3 separate regions of the Mus musculus genome follow, and all the other regions are linked to region 3. A link is a loop called in an ENCODE intact Hi-C map of the cell type or tissue named here. Cell type or tissue: heart. All regions are shown on one strand.

Region 1 (8,000 bases), 120 kb before region 3:
TTCTATTAGTAGCAATCGGAGGGAAAAATACAACTCAGTGAGAGAACATTCCAGAAGCAAGGCCAGAAGATAGGCTGGAAACTGCAGAAAGTGCCCATAGTGAAGAGTTGCTGAGAATCTCCACCGATTGATAAAAACACTGTAAGCTGCAGAGGTATCTGAGAAGGTGAGAAGCGCTTGGGAGCAAGGCTGTGGGCCAGAGTCCTGAACCTACTTGCTCCAAGACCCAGCCCCAATAAGTTCCCTTTTCTGTTGTCATCTGGTACTCTAGGTGTCCCTGCAATAGGTTTTTAGAGGTATGTCACTATGCATGCACCCTTCCAGTTGGCTCTCTGTTGTGATAAGTACCATGACCAAAAACAACTTGGGGAGGAAAGGACTTATTTCAGCTCGCAGCTTATAGTCCGTCTGTCCCTGAGAGATGCCATGGAAGAGTTCTAGAATGGAAACTGGAGCAGAGACCACAGAGGAACTCTGATTACTTGCTTGCTTCCTCTGGCTTGTTCAGCAGCTTTTCTTATACGGTTTAAGTTTTTGTGCCTAAGAGTGGTGCCGCCCATGGTGGTCTGGGCCCTCCTACATCAATCAGAATTCTGAAGATAAGGCCACTAGCCAGTGTGATCTGGGCAGTTTTCAACTGAAGTTCTCTTATCCCAGGTGACACTACATTCGTGTCAAGTCAACAGCCAAGCTAACTAGAACAGCATCCTACCATCGCCTATATTTTAGGACAATCCCTTGTATCCCCTTATATAGAACACAGAAGTTTCTCAAATGCTGCTTTGAGCATGATATGAATCCCAAGGCAACAGGTTTCCAGAGAAGATGGCAAATTCATGATGAGCCCTTACTACCCACCCCTTCTCCTAAGTCTGTGTTTCCTGGTCCTGTAATGTGCCCTATGGTGTATGTGCAAGTTTGGAGCTTTCTCCAAACGTATTCTGAGAAACCATGGTTAATGCCTCTTTGCTAACATTGCTAGCCATAATAATACAGGATTGCTCTGCCTCAGTTGCCAAAGAATTAGGCTGTAATAAGGGGTGGGAGCTGTCTGGGTGGTTTAGGCCAGGTGATGTAATCACTTGTACTACACGTGTGGGGCAGAGACTTGTGTGGGGCTGTTGAAGATGACTAACTGGTACTTTGCAAGCAGTGACAATAACAGCACTTTGTGGCTGATGGGTAGGGCCCGGTGAGCTATATTTCCTGTGGCCCAAAAGTACTGCTGAAAAAGACTGCACTGAACTAGTCATAGCTGGTAATTAATTGCCCGTGAGGAAGGGTCAGGGTGGCAAGAGGTAAGGGGCATATGGGAGGCATCTGAGGTTTCACTGGTCAAGCCTCATTACCAGTGGATACATAGTGGGGAGGAGCGAGGAGCCAGATGAGAGTCCATCACAGTGGCCACAGAAGCAACATCACCCCTAGTGCTGTTCAGTTGTATCTAAGTATGCTTTGATCTTAAAGTCAGCAGCATTAACTTTGTCTGACTCCTGAAGAGAGAGAAGGAGGAGGAGGAGGAGGAGGAGGAGGAGGAGGAGGAGGAGGAGGAGGAGGAGGAGGAGGAGGAGAAGGAGAAGAAGAAGAAGAAGAAGAAGAAGAAGAAGAAGAAGAAGAAGAAGAAGAAGAAGAAGAAGAAGAAGAAGAAGAAGAAGAAGAAGAAGAAGAAGAAGAAGAAGAAGGTGGTCTCTGGGCAGAAGATCTCAGACTGTAAGGAGCAAGTGGTTTGCATGAGATACTGGAGTCCAAGTGCTCAATGTATCAACTCCAGAACAAGGCCCATATGCAGCAAGGTTCCTGTCTAGAAAATCCGAGGTGATCCGTCTCCAAGCAGGGAAAATCTGGGCTCTAGAGGAGACTGGGCAATGTCTGTGAAACGTTCTGTCATCAGAGCAGAGGGAGGGGCCTGGTGTCTAGATGCCTGGATGCTGCCAAGCAAGCACCTTGCATTGTACTGGACCACACTCATCTCCAGTAAGCAGTGTGTGGCCCAAACTGTAAACAGATCTAAGGATGCAAAACCTGCTTCAGAGCACCAAGGTGAGCACACCCTCAAAAAGGCCTCTGTGGGCTTGGAGGGCTACGAACCAGGAGCTTCTACTGTTACACCAAGGGCCACCCTCGCAAGAGTCTCCTTGTCACCCAACTTCCTCCTTCTCCAAGGTTAGAACCTATCTGTGACTTGCCCCAGGCAGCCCCACTTGGTAAACATCCTTCCTTCTTCATACTCCAGATTCATGACAGTCTGTGTCTCAGGCCTATCAGCCCAGCTACTCAGGAGCCTGAGACCAGAAGATCCCAAGTTTGAAGACCTATCTAAGAATGAGTTCAAGGTCAGCCTGAATAACTTAGCAAGACCTCTGTCTCAACATTTAAGAAAAAAATGAAGAGGATCAGAAACATAGTTTAGTGATAGACTGCCTGCCCAGCATGTATGATGCCTTGCCTACCCAGCATGTATGATGCCTTGCCTACCCAGCATGCATTATGCCTTGCCTACCCAGCATGCATTGTGCCTTGCCTGTCCAGCATGTATGATGTCTTGCCTGCCCAGTATGTACGGTGCCCTGAGTTCAATGCCCAGTATCAGGTTCATTAGGCTCCTAGCTCTACCTCCTTCCGCTGCCTTCCCACTTGTCATTGACTTTCTACCCAACTGGAAGGAAGGAAAGCGTCTTCAGGACAGGGTCATCCTGTTCACACGTGCTGAAAGGTACCTACCTCCCCGTGTGCAGTGGTACCCAGGGAGACCGGGTTCAGCTACAATAGACTCTCCAGAATGGACTCCTCTTTCAGCCCCAAAACAACACTCAGTTTTAACCAATCCGGGCCACTCTGAAGTTGTACTCCCAGCATGCCCTGCTTCCTCTTCATTTATTGCACTATTGGGGGTGGAGCTCTATGTTTTCTGTTTGGCACCATTGGGAGATAGAATACGATAAACGAGGGCACAACTCCCTAAGAACTTATACTCTAGTGAGATCTGAGGCAATTACCCAAAGAGCGAGCTGTGCACAGCATCCACCTTCCTTGATGAGCCCAGCGGAGAAAGCAAATAGAGAAAGGTGGACATCAAATTTTCAGCAAGGTAGACCTCTGGGAAGTGACTGAACACCACCAGGGGGCAAGTTGTTTCAGATGTTGTTCCTCTCACCCTTGATAACAGCCACAATCTGGACTTCCCCACTCTCTGTCACTGTGGTGACTGTATAACAGGTGCACCATAGGTGCTCAATAAATATCAGCATTGGAAGGAAACACAATGAAGGTTATGTAATTAGTCTGCCCAGGAAGCAGAAGTTTAAAAAAAAATCCCAATACTCCAAGAAGGTGGAAGTTAAAGCAATGTGAACTTACATAGTGAGAGGAGGTTATTTGCTGGAGAACAGGTTGAGACTGGATATAGTCCCATCCCCCTAATCTGTCTCCCAAGCAAACCTAGATTGTCCCCTTCTAATCTCCAACTCTAACTGTCTCCAACTCTGCCAGAGCCCCGCCCCCTTCCTTCCCACTCCCCCTTTTCTTCCTCTTGGAGGGGCATCTAGACAGGCGGACACTCCACTGCCCCAGTGAGGAGGAGGTGGGTGCCTCCAGGGCTGCAGCCAAGCCGGCTGGGTCCTCTTTCTCCAGCTCCTCTCCCAGGCGGGACACTGTCCCTTTAATAGACTCCCTCTGCCTGGCGCTCTGCGGCTGGGGAGTAAATTTCTCCCTGTCATCAGGTCGCAGGGAGAAGAGGAGGAGTTTGTTAATGTTCAGTTTGTTCAGCCGGGATCGATGTTTGCTGGCATCGCCTCGCCCTGTCTTGTGTGTGTGTGAGTGTGTGTGTGTGTGTGTGTGTGTGTGTGTGTGTGTGTGTGTGTGTGTGTAAGAGAGAGCATATGTGGGGAGTGTGAGTGTAAGTGTGTGTGTGTGTGTGTGTGTGTGTGTAAGCGAGAGTGCTTGTGTGTGAGAGCGAGCGTGCGTGTGCGTATGTGTGGTGTGTGTGTGTGTGTGTGTGTGTGTGTGTGTGTGTGTGTGTGTGTGTGTGTGAGTGAATTCCAGATTTTCTGTCTTTCCCAAACCCGCTCCTGTCCTCTCGCATATCACTCACAGACGGGGATCTGACAGCAACAACAAACCTACAGTGAGTGATCTCTCCCCAGCGCGAATCCGCCATCAAGATCAGGGAAGAGGAGGAGGAGGAAGAAGAGGAAGAGGAGGAGGAAGAGGAGGAGGAGGAGGAGGAGAAGGAGGAGAAGGAGAAGGAGGAGAAGGAGGAGGTGGTAAAGGAAGAGGAGGTGGAGGAAGAGGAGGAAGAAGAGGAGGAGGGAAAGAGAAGGAAGAAGAAAAAGAAGAAATCCACTGTCTTCCCGGGATTGTTTCCCCCCTTATCTTTAAGCGCGAGTGTGCGCGTGGCGCGTGTGCGCCCCTCATCCCTGCCATCTGAACCCCGTCTTGGATGTTTAATAAAGAAATCAAGTGTCTCACCAGTCACCAAAAAAACAGCAAAAAGCAAAACCAAAAAAAGAAAAAAATCCAAAAGCAAAACAAAAAGAGAGGGGGAAAAAAAACCAAACAAACAAACAAGGCAGAACCAACCTCCACTTGCAAGCAGCAGGCGCGAGCCACATATCTGCCACCCAGAGAGGGGGTCTCCGGCCCCGCGCTGGAGCGCTGGCAGGGGGATCTTCAGGGGGACAGAGGCCGAGTGACGTCCTAGGAGCCACAGAAAGACGAGCGAGACTGCGGCCCCCGCGCGCGGCTCGGGGCTGGGGCGCCAGAAGTGAGACTGGAGCTAAGTAGAGCGATGCCAAGGAGGAAACAGCAGGCACCCAAGCGGGCGGCAGGTAAGAGATGGCTCCGCTCCGGGTGCCCGGCCCCTGAGCCCGGCGCACAGCGGCTCGCCCGCCCGCCCTCCTGGCCTGGGGCTGGCGGGGACGCCACCCCCTGGCGCTTTCAAGAGGGTTAGCGTGCGGGTGCCCTCTTCATCACCCCAGAATGATTTCCCCAATCTTTCCCTCTCCAGGCTCCCTCTGGGTGGTGGTGGCAGGGAAGCGTCCCACCAAACCTTCCTGGTTTAAACTTTTCCTCCCTCCACCCTCTACCCCACCCCTAACTTTTTCTCCCAGTCTGGCTTCTTGCCTCTGGAACCAAAGTCGGATTATGGATTTGGGGTGCAGGGGGAGGGAGATAGCCCCCTCTCATCCCTCTGAGAGGTCAGTGCTGATGGCTTCTGGCCTCCAGGGACAGTGTCTCCAGTCGCTGGGGCTCAGGGCTTGCAAGTGTGTGGCATGGCCAAGCCTGGGGCTGCAGGCTGGCTTTGGAGCTGTGAGCCATGAGGGTGTAGCATTGGTCGCCAAGGTGCAAAAGGCACCCCCGGAAATGAGTGGGGTTTTGGACGTGTTTTCTAAAAGGTTTCACCGTTTATAGAAATCTCATTCCCTTTCTTGCTTAAAGCCAGGTGGGGATGGGGGAGAGAACCCCGTAGAAATTTAAACAGCCTTGGATTTTTCTCTGCCAGATAGAGCTTTGGAAACTTTGTGGAATTGACTACCACCCTAGGAGCTGTCCTGTGGAATTCTTTCTTGCAGGGACCCTTCCCCTAAGGATCAGATCGGCTCAATAGGTCCCACAACAGATCTTCAGGGTTATTGCTGTTGTTTTTATTGTCGTTGCTGTTGTTGTTTTTCCTTTTCCCTTTTGGGTTGCCTAATTGCTTTTTTAATAGTATGCTGGGGTTTTGTTTCTCGGAATCGGAACAGGAAAGTTCATTTTTCTCCTGCCAGACCCACCCACTGAAAAATCAGCTTTCCACTCGATTGCTAGTTTTGATTTGACATTTGATTGATCACCTGTCATCTCACTGCCTTTGATCTATTCATTCTGATATATATCAATAAATCACTCACCATGGTAACTCCGAGTGGCAGTGACGCAAGCTTTGCCCTCTACATTCAGAGAGAGAAATGCACAATCATTATCTTGTTGGCTTTTAACGTGGGCGTTTTTATTTCTTTGTATCCTTTAGTTGATGGGGCTTTAGCAAAGTTTAAGTTTCCTTGGCTCCCCTGTTCCCTCTCTCTTTCTCCTCTGACTTTGAGTGGCAATGGGTAAGACTGATCTGGAGACCACAGCTATATTTTACTCTGTTCCAACTTGAGTCAAACATGGGAAAAGTCACCAGGACACTTGGGTAAACTTTGCAAAGTCACCAAGAAGAAGTGAGTTAGGAATCTGGGGAAAGCGGGTGCCAGTGTCTGAACATGCAAGCTACCACGTTCATAACGCTTCACCGCCGCCTGATGCCATCCCAAAGAGCAATACGTGTGCTTCAGAAAATCCAGTTTCCTTCCCTCCCGAGTGCAGAATCGCTTCCTCGGCCATGTGTAGGTCGCTCTGAGTTGCTTTATTATAAAGCTTCCATTCATGAATTTTCAATTGTTTCTCTCAGAGCAAAATAACGAAAATATTCTTAGCAACACACACATTTGCAACTTGTCTATGCAGGGGGATTTCTTTTCTCAACTCTGGTTACTTCTTTTGGAAACAATAGCTCTCTTATTTTATTGTATCTTTTTAACTCTCGCACTCGGCTTGACTATCTGACCATTTGAGGGTGTGTGGCGGCCTTCAAGACTTCCTACGAGTCTGCCTGCTGCAATCAATGCTAGCAACACAAGTTCACGTGTGGCTGGATTATCAGAGATGGCATCCCTGTTGTTTGTTGTCCCGAAAGAGAGCCTTGGGCTGCAGTCCAGCAGAAATGATACTGCCCTGAAAACTGTTTTCTTTTTCTTTTTCTTTTTTTTTTCTCCTTCCCTTCCTTGTAGTTCCGGTAGAGGCCATCAAGAACTAGGCAGCAATTTAAATTAGCAGAATGACTGGACATGTCTCCTTTCACAAGCTCATTACAAAAAGTGCCTTGCTCAGAATTGCTCTACTTTAATTATAATTATCCACTGATCAATGGAGATCCAGGTGTGCAGAAAATGACGCTGTATCACATTATTTAAATTAGATCCTTTCGCTAAGCTGGTATCTATTGGTGCTGGCTACTTTTTTTTATTGTTGTAGTCTCTCTCTCTCTGTCTCTGTGTGTGTGTGTGTGCGCGCTCTCTCTCTCTCTCTCTCTCTCTCTCTCTCTCTCTCTCTCTCTCTCTCTCTCTCTGTGTGTGTGTGTGTGTGTGTGTGTGTGTGTGTGTGTGTGTGTGTGTGTGTGTGTGTGTGAAACTTGTGAGTATACTTTCAGTTTTCCGGCCGATTGGATTCGTAGTGTCTTTGCAAGACTGTTGCCATGATTCTCATCTTGTTCCCTAGAAGGCACAGAAATCCTTTTCGAGCTGAGATGGGATAATTGATCTCATACACAGCGAGTTACCCTGCTCCATGTATTTATCTGTTCACATACTAGTAAGATGGGTTGTTTTTCCGTGGTGTTTCTTCTTCCCATCCGAGGTCACCAGTGCCCGGCTGTTTCAGGATGAGTGAGGCAAAGTTAGCTGAGATTCCCCAGTCAGCTACCATGCAGGGAAGGGGTGTGTGTGTGTGTGGGGGGGGTGCCTCTCAGCCTGTAGCTCTGCTAACTTTTATCACTGCTTAAAATTAAATACAACGCACAACTGTAAGTGATTACTCCTGTGGACCGATGTTGAAAGCTTGATTCCTAGTTTGATTAATGAATAATAGAAGATAGAAAAAGCCTGGCTGGGAACCAGCGCTGAAGCTCTCTCTCCTGGAACCTCTTTCTCCCAAGAACTCTTCCAGGCTGTTGGGTTTCTTTCCTCCATTCGGCCTAAGGGTGATGTTTCAAGGCCTTGGTGGCCAAAACTTTCTAATAAAGCAGGTCTTCTAAACTCAGCCACAGGATGATATACTAAGTGATGGGGAATTTTAATCTGTTTTATTATTACTACTATTATTATTATTTTAGATTCCTCCCACTGCCTCCTATGTATGTCAGGTTGGAGGGGCAGATATGCGGAAGGCCATTCTCTTGAAGTAAACAGCTAAGGGGAAACATT
Region 2 (8,000 bases), 99 kb after region 3:
TTGGTGATGTCATTGGGGGAGGCTGTGAAACCCCTCTCTGCCTCAGACAGCAGACACAATGTCACCAGCCAACCTCACACTGTTGCTACACGACTCTTCCACCATGGTGGACTGTGCCACTCTAAACAAACCATGATCAAAACAAACTCTTCCTCAAAGTCCTACTTTGATTCTCTCTGTCACTATGGCAAACATCACCACCAGAACCAACCTGGGGAGGAGGGGGCTTATTTCATCTTACAAGTTAGAGTCCATAACCAGGGGAAGTCAGGGCAGGAGCTCAGATAGGAACCTGGAGGCAGAAACTTATACAGAGGCCACGAAGGAGCTCATCTTACTGACTAGATTCCCATGGCTTGCTTTGCTACCTTTTTATACAGCCCACCTGCATAGGGACAGCAATGCCCAGAGTGGGCTTTGCCCTCCCATATCAATTAGTAAATAATAGAATACCTCACAAATGTGGCCACAGACCAATCTGGTGGAGGCAGTTTCTCAGTCGAGGTTTCTTCTTCCCAGCAGTATCAAGTTAACACGCGACACTAACCACGACCCTCTCTTAAGTTGTTTCTTGTGCTTAGTTGCAGTGACAAGAGTCAAAACAGACAGCATAGTATCCTATCTCTGACTCCTACGAGGCATGTGTTGTCCTGCCCTAAGCAAGCCCTTCCACTGTGGGCAGGGCTAACCCTCCACAGGTCTTCCCCACCATGATGGTCTAAACCATCCCTGGAACCACAAGCCAAAATCGACTCTCTGTCCTAGGTTTCTGTGACATATTTCTGTCACAGCCATGAGACGTGTAATGAGCCACAGCCTAGGTTCAGAGCATCAGGAAGGGAAGGAATGATATTTCCCACCAAAGACTCTATAGCCTTATCAACATCAGATCAAGAGCCCATTTCTGGGCATTTACCATGGCTAGAGAGGTTAGAATAGCTGCTCCTGGACTTCAATGTTCTGCTTGTCATGTGGACAGAGAAGGCTTAGTCCCCCGAGTCCTGTGGAGCGAGCCCCACTCCATAAGAAAATCCAAACCCGGGTGCCATGAATGAGAGCAAGAGCAGCAGGCACTGGGGAAAGAGAGACAGAGATGCCTCCTGCTCAGTCTCATTAATACCGAGGAAGCTAAAACTTGACTTCCATTCTGTTAGAAAGTTTCACCATGCCTTACAAATGAAAACTTTTAAATGAATTTTCAAATGGCTCCAAGCCTGCCCATCTTGGGCTTTAAGACTTTGGAGAACACTGGTGGGAAATTTTGTTATCGTTCTCTTAAATGCATGCAAATTTGTACCTTTTGGCTCCCTCTCTGAAGAAACATGACAATTTGGAGCCTGAATTAGTCCTGAAGAGAAGCTGGTCCCCGAATGCCTTCTGTGGCCGCACCTGGGCGCTTCAGCACAGCTAAGCAACACGGGCATTCAGCACCCGGCAAGGCTGAGCCAGGCTGACTGCACAGCCGTTAAACCCACGGCAGGAAAAGTGTTTAAACTTTAATTAATCAGTCAATAAGGAAAATTGAGCTCTGTAGCACCAGCGAAGCCTGCACCCCGCTCACTGCCCCACCCTGTTCCATGTACATACTCTACACACACACACATCCCACACACGGATAATTCAATGAAGATGCGTTTCCTATAGGAACAGCTTGTGTTTGGGATACCATTAAGAATTTAATCAACAAAATAATTGGACTTTTTCCTGGAATTTCATGCAAGTGAACACTGACAATCCAACCTCAGTGGTTGTGATGGCAAGTCTCATGTCAGACCGAAAGGGCACCTGAAAAATAAAAAGGCAAAAGATACCACCGTGTTACCCTGACTTCACAAGGCGGGTTGACCTCTGGCAGCATGTCCAGCCTGGCTTCAGAATAGCTTTCGTTTACCTTGCATGACAGGATGATTTAATTCAACAGATATTTCTGACTGCTTCTTAAAGGTAGAGCATCATACTGGATAGAACCTAGTACAGGCTAGGGAAGCCCTGTGTATGGCTAATCTGGGGTCTTAGCCTGTGCTTTCTTCAAGAAGACACAGTGAAGCATGATGATATAAAGTCAGACACAGCAAGTGGCGGTGGCAGTTGGCATTCTGCTGCTACGGCAGAGCACCTGGGATAATCAGATAAAAGGAAGAAACATTTGCCTTGGTGACTGATGGTTTCAGAGGTTTGAGCCCGCTGCCCCTTGGCCCTGTTGCCTTTGGGCCCACAGGGAAGTGGTAAGTCACATCGGGAGCATATGTTGTGGTAAAGCTGCTCACGTCGTGATGGCCAGGAAGCAAAGCCAGAGACAGGAAGAGGACACGGTACCAATATTCCCATCATTGGCATACCCGTGTGACTTAACTTTCTTCTAGTAAGCCCTACTTCTAAGATACCACCAGCTCCCAAAAGCACTAGAGGCCAGCAGTGAAGCCTTTAGCATGTGATATCTTTGAATAACAAGGACTTCGGGTGTGTGTGATAGGCTAGAAAATTCAATCCAGGCCAGAGAGAAATCAGAATGATCCATGCCTTGCAAGCATAGGTGTGACCCAGCCTACTCATCTCAAATAACGCTGCACCGATCTCCCGTCTCCCCCTCTTCTTCCTCCTCATCTCTCTTCCCCCTCCTCTTCTCCTTCATCTCCCTTACCCTCCTCCTCCCTTTTCTCTTCCTCTCTCTCCTCTTCTGTCGGGTGTTCAGTCTCTCACAGGGGCGAGGAGCCCCACGATATGTCACTCTCGGCTTTGTCACCTGAAGAAGACAGCTCAGATGCTCGAGACTGCTTCAATCATTGTCTACCCATCAATCTTGTCTCCACACCATCATTTGGGTGGCTCTGCTTTGAGCTTGCTCCAATTTGTCTGCATCTTCCTGGGACTGAGTGGTCAGAAAGCACAACTGGGTTCCCATTCGGGAAGCTGGCTTTGTCCACGAGACTCTCTGCAGGGCTGTGGCAGAGATCACAGCAGCAGTCAGTCAGGCTCCAGTTCCAAAGAAGCCATTTCTTGCTGGTCCAGAGCAGACCTGTTTGGTATTTTTAGCCTCTGATGGTCAGGCTGCGGTATTAGAAAGTATTCCAGAAAATCCCATAGCTGGCAATGTGCAGGTGTAATGGTAGATGAGTGTCCTCGTGTCCACCTTGTGCGACTGTTTCCTCCTTCAGGAGAGGCAGAATGGGGGAGGGACACCTGCCTGGACCACCTGCCTACACTGAGTGGCAGTCAGCCACCTGCAGCCTTTCGCGTGAGCACCCTCTGCTGGCTGGATGCACTGCTGGCTGGCACGCTGGGAGCCAAACCTATCTCTCACCCAAACCATTCTCTGACTCTAGCCAGGGGAGACATTGTTCCCATTTTAAAGACTAGGTTACTGAGGCTACATACGGCCACTGAGGGTTAGAGAATAGGAAGGGAGCAGCATTGCCCATAATAATACCCAAATGGACGCCCCCATCTGGCTTTAGAGTTCCCAGGTCCTGGGGCCTGAAAGTTTAATGGCAGGAAAACAAGACCAAGTGTGCAGAGCCAGGGTTGTATCAGGAGTGGGGACAGTGGTTGGCCCCCAACACTGCTTGGATGGGAAGCGGTGGCTTTCAGCTCTGCCATGCCACAGCACACTTCTCGGGCCACAGGCCCCCTGCTCACTTGTACAGGAAGCTCTGATTCATGTCCCTCAGGTAAGGCTCACAGAATCTTGTGGGATTAGTACTGTCTTCCTCCTTACCCCTGCAGGCCAACAGTGGTAGTAGCAGTTGCTGCCATTGCAGTAATAAACTTTAAAGTCTGAGGCTGAAGGAAGTTACAGTATAAATTCACACTGAAAAGGAGGCAGGCTTGAATGCTGGTTGTCTCCAGCAGACCACCATCTTCCCTCAGGATCAGGGAGATACCGTTCCTTCCCTTTATGGGAAAATAAAGAGGGAAAAGGCTCATGTGCACGCGGCCCTGTGAGGATGGCTCCCTTCAGGTCCTCTCATGATGCAGAGCGGCCTTTTGTTCTGTATATACTGTGCTTTCTAGATACTGTGTCTATAGGTTCAGGGCCTCTGAGATGTGCATAGGGCTCGTGCTTTGTGTAGCTCTCAAGCCAGTGTGTGTGTGTGTGTGTGTGTGTGTGTGTGTGTGTGTGTGTGTATAGGTGGATGGGTGGGTATGTGTGTGTGTATGTGTGTGTCTGAGTATGTGTATCTGTGTGTGTTTCTATGTGTGTGTGTATGTGTCTAACTATGTGTAGCTGTGTGTGTGTGTGTCTATGTATGTGTCTTCTGTGTGTGTATATCTGTATCTGTGTCTGTGTGTGTGTGTGTATGTATCTGAGTATGTGTATCTGTGCATGTGTGTGTGTGTGTGTGTGTGTCTATGTATGTGTCTTCTGTGTGTGTATGTCTGTATCTGTGTCTGTGTGTGTGTGTATGTGTCTGAGTACGTGTATCTGTGCATGTGTGTGTGTGTGTATGTGTGTATCTGTGTGTGTTGGGTATAGGTGGTATAGTGGGTATGGGTGGGTATATGTATGTGTGCTCATTCAGCCCTCTCAATTATAACTAAAATTGAGAAACAGGGAATGCAGAGATGTATTAAGATCAAACTTTAGGGCAGTTGGTAAAGCGGTGGTTGAGTGTGGTCCGGAGACTTGGTTTGGCGCCCATAAAGCGTTATGTCCTAGCTGGAGACATAGCCAGCTCTTAAAGCTCATAAAGCGCTTGCCTTGCAAGTATTAGGACGTGAGTTCCAATCCCCATAGCCTGCGTGTATGCTGGGGAAATGGCTCACGGCCATGTAAACATGGAGACCAGAGATTAGTCCCCAGCACCCACTTAAATGCTGGGCACTGCAGCCTATGACGACTCAATAATCCCTGTGCTCAGGAGACCTCTGGCCATCACCCACACAAACACACGCACACATACACACACACACACACACACACACACACACACACACACACACACACACACGAACCTATACACAGCTAAACATGGCTGCATGAATAAGCACACATATACACACTTTTCTAAAAATCTAGGTGAGTAACAATATGACAGTATTCATAATAAAATAAGCATGGTTAACAGCTGACAGTCATGAGCTTATGCCAAAATACCCAAATTCTCGTTTCCTATTGTAAAAATCCCAAACTCAGCCACATTAGCTCAGTTTATACAAGGCAGGGTTTGCTGGACTCAGGGTGTGGCTCCATCTTTCCCACAGGGCAGGTCCCCAGACATCTTCTTCAGCACCTCCTCTTTTGCATCCACTTTTTCTGATGCATCCTCGAGCCCACAGATTGCCAATCATGTATACCATGCATCAATCTCTCCTTCAAGAAAATGACCTGAGCGCTGTGGCACAAGTGTGTAACCCTGGAGGCTAAGGCGGGAGAATCATAAATCCTAAGCCTGCCTGAGCTATGGAACAAGACCTTGTCTCCAAAGGCCAACATATAAAAGAAAGGGAAGAGAAAAAGAAAACGAGCTGTGTCTTGTCAAAACTGAGAAGACCGGTTAAGAAGTGTCAATCAAACAAGTGAAGGCCACCTACAGTAAACAGGAGAGGAAGACCTTCCTAGTTCCCTCCCGCTGGGCACCCGAGTCCTCTCCTGCCCCAGTTTGGACACTGTCCCAAGACAGTCTGGTGTACATTTGTCTCTGATATGGGATTGCTGGTGTGAACTTCACTCTAACACATTGTCAAACTCAAGGCGAGATTTGGGAAGGAGAGCCACAGCTTGCCCTGCCCAGGCCCCACAGCGAGCAGCAGTTTCCCAGGGAAGCCGTCTGTCATGAGGGAAGCTTCCTCTGCATCAACAGAAGGCCAATGTTCCATCTCCCCACTGGCCCAACATTTCCAAGTAAATACAAACCTATTTAAATTGCTGAGTCCAGCCTGCCAAAAGCTAGTGTCTCCTCCATACATGTCTGTATTCTCCCCCTCTAAGTTGTGTGTGTGTGTGCATGCACAGGCATGTGTGTGTGTTCAAGTCCTCCAAGCCAAGCTGGGGGGGGGGGGTCGGGGGGGGTGGACTTGAACTTGACCCAAGTTTATTAGATGGACACCTCTGATCTGCTTATTGATCTGCTTATGACTTTTGTTCTTATTTATCCATTATTTGTTCATTTTTGTTGTGATTTTATGTATGTGAGTCTTATACTTGCATATGTGTATGTCCACCATGACCCCTCAGAGGCCAGAAGAGGGGGCTGGATCCTCTGGAACTGGAGTTACAGCCATCTGTGAGGTTTGCTGCTGGGAGCCAACCCTGGCTCCTCTGCCAGAGCAGCAAGTCCTGTCACCCACTGAGGTTGCAGCTCAGTGACTTCTGATTATAAAAAAGACAACACTGGGTAATGTTCAGAGGATAGTCGGGGACAGTGGGGGTGACACCCACGTGACTTAAAAAGAAAACCAATTCTCTCTAAAAAAAAAAGAGCAGCATGAGGAAGCTCAGCCTTGACCTGCCGCTGAGACTGTAAAGGCCTTCATTTTCTTTCCTTTCTTTTTAAAAAAATTTAAAATTCCTTTTACATCATAGCCATAACATGCAGGACAGCCATGCTACAATCCACAGATCCAAAGAAACAGTCATAAGGAGGCCCCAAGGGAGGATACGTGAATCGCACTCAGAAAGGGAAGCTAGTCACCAGAGGTGAATGGACAGAGGGAACTGGGTAGGAGAGGAGGTGCGGAGGGGAATGGGGGATGGGGTGTGAAGAGAGGGGGAGAGGAGCAGGCTGGGTTATGCCAGGGTGTGAACATGCACCCAGCCCTGGGCCTGTCATCTAGCAAGAATGTAGAGTCTGAGACTATAGAATCCTCAGATTAATAAGCATCTATGAGTCTGGAGTTTCGAGGGCAACCTCCATTCTTTCCAATGTTGACAACTGTACTTTAAAAAAAAAAATAGCTTGACCCAGGGTTGGCGGTCTTTGCCTTTAATCCCAGCACTCAGGAAGCAGAGGCAGAGGCAGGAGGAGCTTTGTGGATTTGAGGCTAACCTGATCTACATAGTCAGTCCCAGAAGAGCCAGGGCTATGTAGTGAAACAGGGGCTCAAAAATACAAGATGCCTTAGGACTGAAGAGATGGCCCAGTCTCATCAGTAAATGTGTCTATTGAGCAAGGGTGGGGCCTGAGTGTGGTTCTTAGTAACTGCTTTAAAAAGCAAGGCGTGCCAGGCTAGGAGGGCCCCAGAAGCTCACTGACCAACCAGCACAGCCAGTGGGGCACCCTGGGTTCAGTGAGACACCCAGTCTCTAAAATTCAATAAATAAGTAAATCAGTCAATCAATCAATCAATCAATGTACTAGAGAAAGATATCAAACTTTAATCAGTGGCTTCCAGATGTGCATTCACAGACAGGTGTGTACACACACAAACATGTAGAGCATACACACACATAGCACAGCACTCACACGCGCGCACACACACACACACACACTTTATAGGTATGTGTATGTAGAGGGACCACCTACATAGGAAGAGTATTTGTGGAGCCTGTTCCTGTCATCTTTTGGATTCGTGGGCAATGCTTTGTCTCTGACCAGACTATAGAATAATGAAGAGACAGAGATCAGAGCTTTTGTGTCTGTGTCACAAGGAGGACAACTCTGGTTGCCTCCTCTGAGTGTAACAAAGCGCACCAGCCACCTAGATGGCTGCAGTGACCACGCATAGGAAGAGATGGGAAGGTTAAGGGTATCCTCGCAATCACTTGTTTTTTTGTGTCCCTCCTAAACGTGTTAGAGAGCAACATCATTCTGTAAAAACAATATGACCCCATTTCTAAAGCAATATTCATGCTAAGCCAGTCGGCTGTTAAATATATCCAGCAGTTTGCATTATGATGAAGCTAAGCCAGAATTTCAATTATTTTCTGGACACATTTAAAATTATAATACTTTACTGGATTCTCGTTATAGTTCATCCAGATTACTCAAACCATCGTATCAATCTCTTGCAACTGCTAATGCCTTACAGATGCGCGAAGTTAGGCAAAATAAGAGAGTGAC
Region 3 (8,000 bases):
CAGAATTCCTGGGTGTTCACGAGACAGATAGGTGGACATAGGCAACGGTGAACCTTGTCTCAAAACTAGTGACATGGGAGGACTGACACCTGAGGTTGTCCTCTGACTTCTACACCCATGCTATGCGTGACTCTGGTACACACACACACACACAGAGAGAGAGAGAGAGAGAGAGAGAGGGAGAGAGAGAGAGGGAGAGAGAGAGAGAGAAACAGAGAGAGAGAAACAGAGAGAGAGAAACAGAGAGAGAGAAACAGAGAGAGAGAGGCAGAGATATACAGAGAGAGAGCGAGACAGAGAGACAGAGACAGAGAGACAGAGATAGAGACAGAGAGAGATGAAGCGAGGGAGAGAGAAGATATTTTAAAAGTGTCCCTACACATTGTCAAATGTTTCCTAGAGTAGGGAAAAAAATCAACTCCCTGAAACCCACTGATTTAAACACTCAGGGCCAGTCAGCCCATTTAGATGGAATAATAATCATATTGCTTTATCCTGTTTTCCAAGGCAGACTCTGTGATTTACCCACAGTAAAAAGAAGGGGCTACTTCCAAACCTCCTTAGGAGGAAGTCTGAAGCCCCAAGTCCTGGCCCAGTCGATGGTGACATTAACAGCTCTGATGTTGTGGTGCACAGAGGTGCAGAGGGCCCGCCCATCTCCTCTGGCCTTTATCTCTCAGTCCAGAAATGCTGCCTGCAGGCTTTCAGATCAGGCTCCTTCTATTTCCAGCTCCAGTCTTGCCCAAGGGATCCATGAAGTACGTCCAGTTAGTTGCTTAAAACGGGTCCTCCTGTCTGGCTACCAGATGGAAAGCCATTGCTCCAGAGCTCTGCTCTCGTGTTGTAATGAAAACGCTTGTTACCTTTAATGAAAAACATAGACCAGACCATGAATCCTGTGGCCTTTCAGACACATGTGCACAGCTGGGCAGGAACTCGGAAGTGCTGGCCATAGGAAGATCCTTCATTTTCACAGGATTGCCTGACACTGAGGTTCTGGGGAGAGGAGAGGAGAGGAGGGTCAGCAGAACGCTACATCAGACTTAAAGCCTGATAAAGTCAGCTTCCCACATTAGCCTTCAGGGCCAGTGAAGCGCTGGGACTAAGATCTTAGAAGATGGAGCCACTGGGAGCCCCTGGGAGCCGATGTCAGTGTTGAACTTTTAATGTGAAATGTCCTCCACAGGCTCATGTGTTTGCACACTTGTCCACCACCTGAGGTCACTGTGACTCGGGAGGGTTGCAGAAGCTTTAGAAGGCAGAGTTCTATCGGAGGAGAGAGGTTTCCGGGGGAACAGGCCTTAGGTTTTGTCTTAGTCAGGGTTTCTATTCCTGCACAGAACATCATGACCAAGTAGCAAGTTGAAGAGGAAAGGGTTTATTCAGCTTACACTTCCACGCTGCTGTTCATCACCAAGGAACGGGAACTCAAGCAGGCCAGGATACAGGAGCTGATGCAGAGGCCATGGAGAGATGTTCTTTACTGGCTTGCTTCCCCTGGCTTGCTCAGCCTGCTCTCTTATAGAACCCAAGACTACCAGCCCAGGGATGGTCCCACCCACAAGGGGCCTCTCCCCCTTGATCACTAATTGAGAAAATGCCTTACAGTTGGATCTCATGGAGGCATTTCCTCAACTGAAGCTCCTTTCTCTGTGATAACTCCAGTCTGTGTCAAATTGACACACAAAACCAGCCAGTAGAGGTTTTATAGCCCAAGTCCACTGCCTGTCTGCTCTCTGCTTCCTGGCTGTGGACTCAGGGTGATCAGCAAAGGCACACACCACTACTCCATGCCTTCCTCATGATGGAGGTGCACACCACTGCTCCATGCCTTCCTTATGATGGAGGATTGCATCTCCTCCTTAAAAATTCTTTCATTCAATATAGTTTGGTCATATTTTACCTCCCTCATCTCCTCCCAGATCTCTCATACATTCACTTAACTTTCCCTCACACAGATACATACATACATACGTACGTACATACAAAGGTAATTTCTTCAAGGAGTCCCTTTGGTCTTGGCCAAGTCCTCCTGAGCAGAAGGCTTAGTGTGAGGTGTGGTTGACACACCCATGTCACTCCACTGATATCCACTCATCTAGCAGGTACCAATTGCAAACAGCTTCATTGCCTGGGATGGGCCTTTGCATCTATTCTCTCTTCTCAAAGATGGGGTTGCGTCTCATCTGAACCTGTGCAGGCCTAGTGTGTGTGGCCATAGTCTCTGGGAGTACAGCCCTGTAGGCCTTAGAAAGCATGTTTTCCTTGGAGTTTGTCCACTGCCTCAGTCCACCTTCCTCTCCCCTCGGATTCCTGACTATATCCTTTAGTACACATAAACAAAAACAAACACTTCCTCTATTAAAAAAAAATAATAACTTGGGGTCACGCACATCTAACTAGCTACATGTAACTAGCACACGTTTGACGCGCTAACCTGGAGAGTGGAAACAGTTGGCCTGTGTCCTAGCTAAGTTAGATGAGTTCGCAAATCATTTAACACTATCATTTATCTATCTGTCATCTATAACATATATACAATGTTTTTACATGTAAAACTATGATATAACAGACGCCTATATAAAATTTGCTTATACAACATAAGGAGCAATCAAAATGTTATCATGTGTAACCAGTCTACAGGATTCAGAGCCATTCTCTTCCGTTCTTTTTTTTTTTCCTTCCGTTCTTCATTCGTTATCCGACTGCTTTAGTTTGTGCCTACTTTTTCTACCGTGTCAGCAATTTGTAATTCAACCATGAAACGAGCAGTCTCGGGCACTGTTTTGAAGTTAATAAAAGTGTAAATGACTAATGTGTAGGACGGACCGTTTCTCTGCCCCACCGGAATCCAGCTTGTGACACTGCTCAACAGAGATGAACTGTCTCCAGCCAGTTAGCCACCCTAAAAAAAAAAAAAAAAAAAATTAGGTAGGAAGTCAGAGGGCGGGACTTCCTGCTTTGTTCCTTCCGCATCTCTAGAACATTCGATTATCATGTTTTGATTTTTAAAAGGAAGTGGAGTTCCTAGGCAAGAGAGTGACAGCAAGTTTAAGGGGATTTATTGTTGGCTTCTTCTCCCTTATCTATCCCAAGCGCCCCTTGATTTATGGGGTTTATCCTATAGCTCAAGAACAGGGGTTGTTAGTGGGCGGAAGAATGCAGTTCTGGGGCCAAGGTTGTGGTTTGCTGTGTCCTTGAATGGTTACAGTTCTCTCTCTTAATATATTTTCTTACCTTTCGGTTTCAGCACGATCTGATTGCCAGGAAGGCTTTGCCTGTGTGTTGGGACCACTTCCAAATGCCACCTTGTGATCTTACAAATAAATCTAGTTTCAGTGAAAGAAAAATGGAAGGGGGCTCACCTTCTCTGTTGACAAAATATCAACAGGGACACAGGAGCACCTGAAGATGCAGTCAGGTCCTGTGAGGTGGGGCAAGGTAGGGGCTAGGGAGTTGCCTCCCACTAAAGTGAGATTTTCTCATGGGGTTTCTGTGAAGATCTCAACTCCCACTTGAGCCCCGAAATCACTAAACCCAGCTGTTTCTCCCCCCCCCCATGGCTGTGGGAGTCCTCTGCAGCTCTCTTGTATTAGATACACTCCCAGGTTCCAAGTTAGGCTTGATCACCTCCTTCAAGAAACATCCCACAGTCTCTCACATCGAAAACATAATCATCAGAATTTGATGGTTGAATTTCTTCCTGATATTCTTCACTTATTGCAGGTTTTTTGTCTTGTTTTGTTTTCTATTCCTGTCCCTACTTGTCTATAGATGAGTATAATAATGGAAGGAATCTGCCTCCAAGACTCCACCGATTGCCTAGTGGCTAAGTGTGCACTCAGTGCCTGGTGCTGGCCTTAGACCACTGTGTGGCTGGCTTTGGGGAAAGCTGTTAAGTCCACAAGATGGCTAACTTTGAGACTTATGGAGATGTGTGTCCTTGCTGAGACCCCACAGAAAGTAGATGATTCAACCTGGCATGCAGGCATGGAGATCTGACCCCTGTCCCTGCCCTGCTAACCTATTTGCAATCTCTTGGCTTTCGTGTCGAAAGACCTAAAGGCCTTGGCCTTCCCATTTGCTGATGCATTGCCAGACGGTCCCAAGCCACCTGTCATTTTGCCAAAGTCTAAATCCCCTGCCGGTCTCAGTTTTCTCTCCCTGGTAACATTCAGAGCTCATGTTGCATTAAATGGTTAAAGGGGGGGCGAAATGCATGTCACTAAACTCGTCAATGACAGAGTCGAGTTAGAATTAGGAAATTCTAGCACGGGATAATGCTTTTTGGCAAGATCTCATCTGAGCAGGAAGCCTGAACTGGAGAAGGTATGCAACCAGAGAGTGAGGGGCATCTGTTTGTCTTCAGTTCCTCTGACAGCCAGGATGGCTTGTTTGTGTCAGTATTCTCTGGGATGGTAAATGTGATCTCACAGAAAGGTCAAAGTCCACCAGACCTTTCTGCCTGCTCGGGGGCCCACCCCAGGCCTCTTCTCTCCTGCCCCCTGGTCCCTTCTAAATTAAATCACATTCCACTGCCTGTTGTTGGATAATGTCTGGACAAAATACTTTTGCACACACTCCTTGCTTAAGGCAAAGCGACTGGAACAGAGTGCAGCTGGCTATGGGCCATGGACTAATTGCTTTATGCCCATTTCCCCTCGCCAGAGGCACACCCAGCATTGAGGAATCCATGGCCATTTCCCAAGTCTTTTTCAGGTCTCTGACAATCAGTGGAACATTCACTGGGGTGGGGGAACCACCTGGATTGGGCGGGCGGGGGGAGCTACCTCTCCATAGGCGTCGGCACCTTTCCACTTGGGCTGTTTAATCTCCTGCTATTTTGATCCTAGTGATCTGGGTTTTTAATTTCCTGTAATCCAGAAAGGAATGTGTTCTCTTCCTTAACGACATCTGTGGGATCTGCCTTTCTTGTTCCAGACGAATCCTAACAGAGATGTTTTCGTCAATGACTGGATATTTTATTAGAAATCCAGAGATTCCCGTTAACTCGAATTATTTTCGTGGCTCTGATCAACCTTCAGCTTAATAATTCATGATGTTTAATAACCTGTTCAGATCATTGCCAAAATTATTGATTTAATAATATTTGGTTATTAAGAGTGGAAGATGAGGAGGGGTTTCTTATCACTACATCAAGTTCTGTCTTATTACCTTGCAATTCTTGAGGAGAGCCGATAATCATAGAGACCTTTAATATCTTGTCATTTTTCTTGGTAAAAGCTGGGAAATAGTTCTGAGTTTTTAAATAGGATTTGCCTTCACTTTTATTTCCATATTTTGGAGGCAGGGGGTTTTCCTGATGTTTTGAGCTACGGTCTCGTTATGCAGCCCAACTGACCCTGACCTTAAAACCCTCCTGCGTCCTCCTCACACCAGCTCGCTGGGTGATAGGCCTACGTAGCACAACTGCCTGCTCTCTTCATTCTTGAGCTTCAAAGGTTACAATGAAGACATCCAATCAACCTAATGAGTAATGACTGAAACACTCCCCAAGAGTTTTGGAGACACCATGCAAGCTCAGCCCCAAGTCCCTGCGGTTTCTCCGGCAGATTCCAGCGGACTCCCCTCTTCTCCTTTTAAAATCATCTTTAATTGAATCGTATTGTGATTACTTCCGCGGTTTCCCTTCTGGGAACACACTTTACAATCTGAAATTAGAATGGAGCTGGAAAATTCATCACCAACTTGTTTTGGCAATGCGGAGTTTCGGACCTCTTCCTCCTAGGACCTCCTTCAGAAGTCAGAGCTGTGACTGGGCCAGGCGGAGATCAGTGTTTCCTCTCACTTGAAAAATAAGTAAAAACCAAATGTATGGACTTTAAAATAACCCATTTAAAGACTAACCTTGATGCTGCACACATTTCAGTTCAACATTCCTAATGCAGAGGCAGGGGGATCTCTGTGAGTTTGAGATCAGCCTGGTTTACATCATGAGTCCCAGACTCCTAACCAGGACTTCGTTGTGAGACCCGGTCTCCAGATAAATTAATTAAAATGATGTCTTTAAGAACTTCATTTGCAAGTTGCCCTTATTGTTGTTAGAATATCCTTATCCGGGCCTCTTTCTGCACTAACAACTACATCTTCAGGCAATGTTCCAAGTGGAACCCTCTTTATCCCCAATTTTATTCAAGGCCTAATGGTGTTATGGCACATGTCCAAAACTTAACCTGTCAGGCAGTGAGAAACTTCCTCGTAGCACTGTGTCTCAATAGAAACTGACTTCCTGCATTGGAGATAAAGGATGATATGATACAGCCTGGGTTTAGGAGATCCTTAGAATTCCCCTACCCAGGGTTCTTTGTGTTCCAAGCATGCTGGGAATGTGCCTTGCCATGAGTGGATCCTTTTGTCTACTCAATGTCAAGGACAAGAGAAGGAATTCCTTCATAAACACATGGATGGGAACCTGTCTCTGACTTAACCGAGCCTGCAGACAACCTAGGTAAGACATAGTGCTCACAGCTTCCCAGATATATACACACTGGATCCTTGCTGCGGCCTATAGATCCCCTTCGTTGGCCAGCATGAAAATGAGCCATTATTGTCGAATAAAAACGGTGTCCTGGGGTTCCATAGCTCGGCTCAGCAAATTTAGACCAGAGCATTGATCTTCCATCGGTGTAGCCCATTTGGTGTGTGTCTCACCTTGATTTCTGCTGCTGTCAAACACTCTAGCCAAAAGAGAAACTTAAGGAAGGAAATGGTTCATTTCATCGTATAGGTGACAATCGGTCTTTGGGAAACCAAGGCAAGCTTGCAATTCCACACAGTGTCACCTCCGACCAAGGAACGCATTTCACATCCAAAGAAGGGCGGCAGGAGCCAGGGAGGAAGCTCATAGGCTTACTTCAGAGGCCCATGCTCAGCCAGGTCCTCCTGACGAGAGATAGTGCCGCCCACAATAGGCGGGGCCTTCCTGCATCAATTAGTGTGGGTGGGCCCTCTTGCATCAATGACCAATCAAGACAATCCCCGGACATGCCCATGAGCCAATCAGGTCTGAGCAATCCCTCAATTGCGGTTCCCTTTTCAGATGACTTCAGGTTTAAGCTGACAGTTATAACTAACTAGGGCAGTGGGTTATATCAATGGGGGAAGTGGGTTTAGAATATATCTGAGTGCCTTGCCTGTAGTAAAGGACGGAGCGTGCACTTCGTTGTTCGCTCTTTACACACATAAACACCAGTGCTTTGGATGACAATACAAAAGTTATCCAAAAGCCCCCAAGTTTCAGAAGGTCCTATTACCTCCATGTAGAAAGACAGATAGCCACAAGTCCTTTTCAGGAACGCTACCTCTCAAGTCTGTTGAAATATGTAATTCTTGAATTTAGAGAGCTGACTACAAGAGAGGTCATGACTCACACCTGCTTCAGCCAGCACGCAAAGGTTGAAGGAAAAAGTGTTGTGGCGCTCTGCCTCTCTGGTGAGCGATCAGCACACAGCTTTCAGGGTCTAAGGAAGAAGTTAAAGACTGCTCCACCATGATATCAGGTTGTGTCAGGAGTCCAGTACCTAACTGATAGCTTTCATTGCGGAAAGAAATTGTTACACAGAAGCCAAGGGGAAGTGGGAAGTGAACATTGTTGCTCATTTTGGAGGAAAAGCAGAGCACTCCAGCCTGGCTTTGAAACAGACGGGAAAGAGAGAATGGTTAGAATGGTCAGAGTGACCACCATCCATGCTCATTTAGTTACAAGTTATCTTTCTTGTTCTTCTGGCTGCGAATTTGAGGCTCATGCACAGACTAGCCCAACGCCCAGGACACGTTAAAGTGCAGGTGTAGCCTTTACTGCCGCCCAGAGGCACATCCGGTTTGCTGTCAGTACCTCGAAGATGGGCACTTTCAGCGTGGCTTTTACGGTTCAGGGTCTGATATTTCGTGATGAAGCTGGCTACCACCTCCTGGATTTTAATATTCATTGAGGTGCTGACACAAACTCAACGAGTAGAGCTCATTACCAGCACCTGTGA

What was found. Hi-C counts contacts between places; a loop is a spot of excess contacts. Peaks named below come from ENCODE experiments on the same cell type or tissue, not always from the same donor. Only the 100,000 strongest peaks of a DNase experiment are listed, where the experiment ranks them.
Region 1: a loop joins it to region 3, with 7 times the contacts of the local background. A loop is called at or near these places in 6 of 42 quality-filtered maps.
Region 2: a loop joins it to region 3, with 2.4 times the contacts of the local background. A loop is called at or near these places in 3 of 42 quality-filtered maps.

The regions. Positions count from the first base shown.
Region 1 is chr2:169,628,954-169,636,953 of GRCm38, forward strand. Tshz2 (teashirt zinc finger family member 2) reads left to right here and starts at 3,556. Exons shown (of 2, transcript NM_080455.3): 1 at 3,556-4,826. The coding sequence starts at 4,787. Gm34294 (a long non-coding RNA gene) reads right to left here and starts at 1,525. Exons shown (of 2, transcript XR_003953971.1): 1 at 1-1,525. In heart, CTCF peaks have their summits at 3,111 (motif pointing right) and 4,825; DNase peaks (open chromatin) are centred at 3,628, 4,088, 4,788 and 5,228; H3K4me3 peaks cover 3,465 bases; H3K27ac peaks cover 3,618 bases.
Region 2 is chr2:169,846,049-169,854,048 of GRCm38, forward strand. The region is part of intron 1 of Tshz2 (teashirt zinc finger family member 2); the gene reads left to right. Among named protein-coding and RNA genes, the nearest start is that of AY702102, 110 kb to the right of the region's middle. In heart, a CTCF peak has its summit at 3,247 (motif pointing left); no DNase peak of the experiment used is centred here; H3K27me3 peaks cover 404 bases.
Region 3 is chr2:169,746,663-169,754,662 of GRCm38, forward strand. All of the region lies in intron 1 of Tshz2 (teashirt zinc finger family member 2), which reads left to right. Among named protein-coding and RNA genes, the nearest start is that of Gm34344, 84 kb to the left of the region's middle. In heart, no CTCF peak of the experiment used is centred here; DNase peaks (open chromatin) are centred at 4,719 and 5,649; H3K27ac peaks cover 2,364 bases.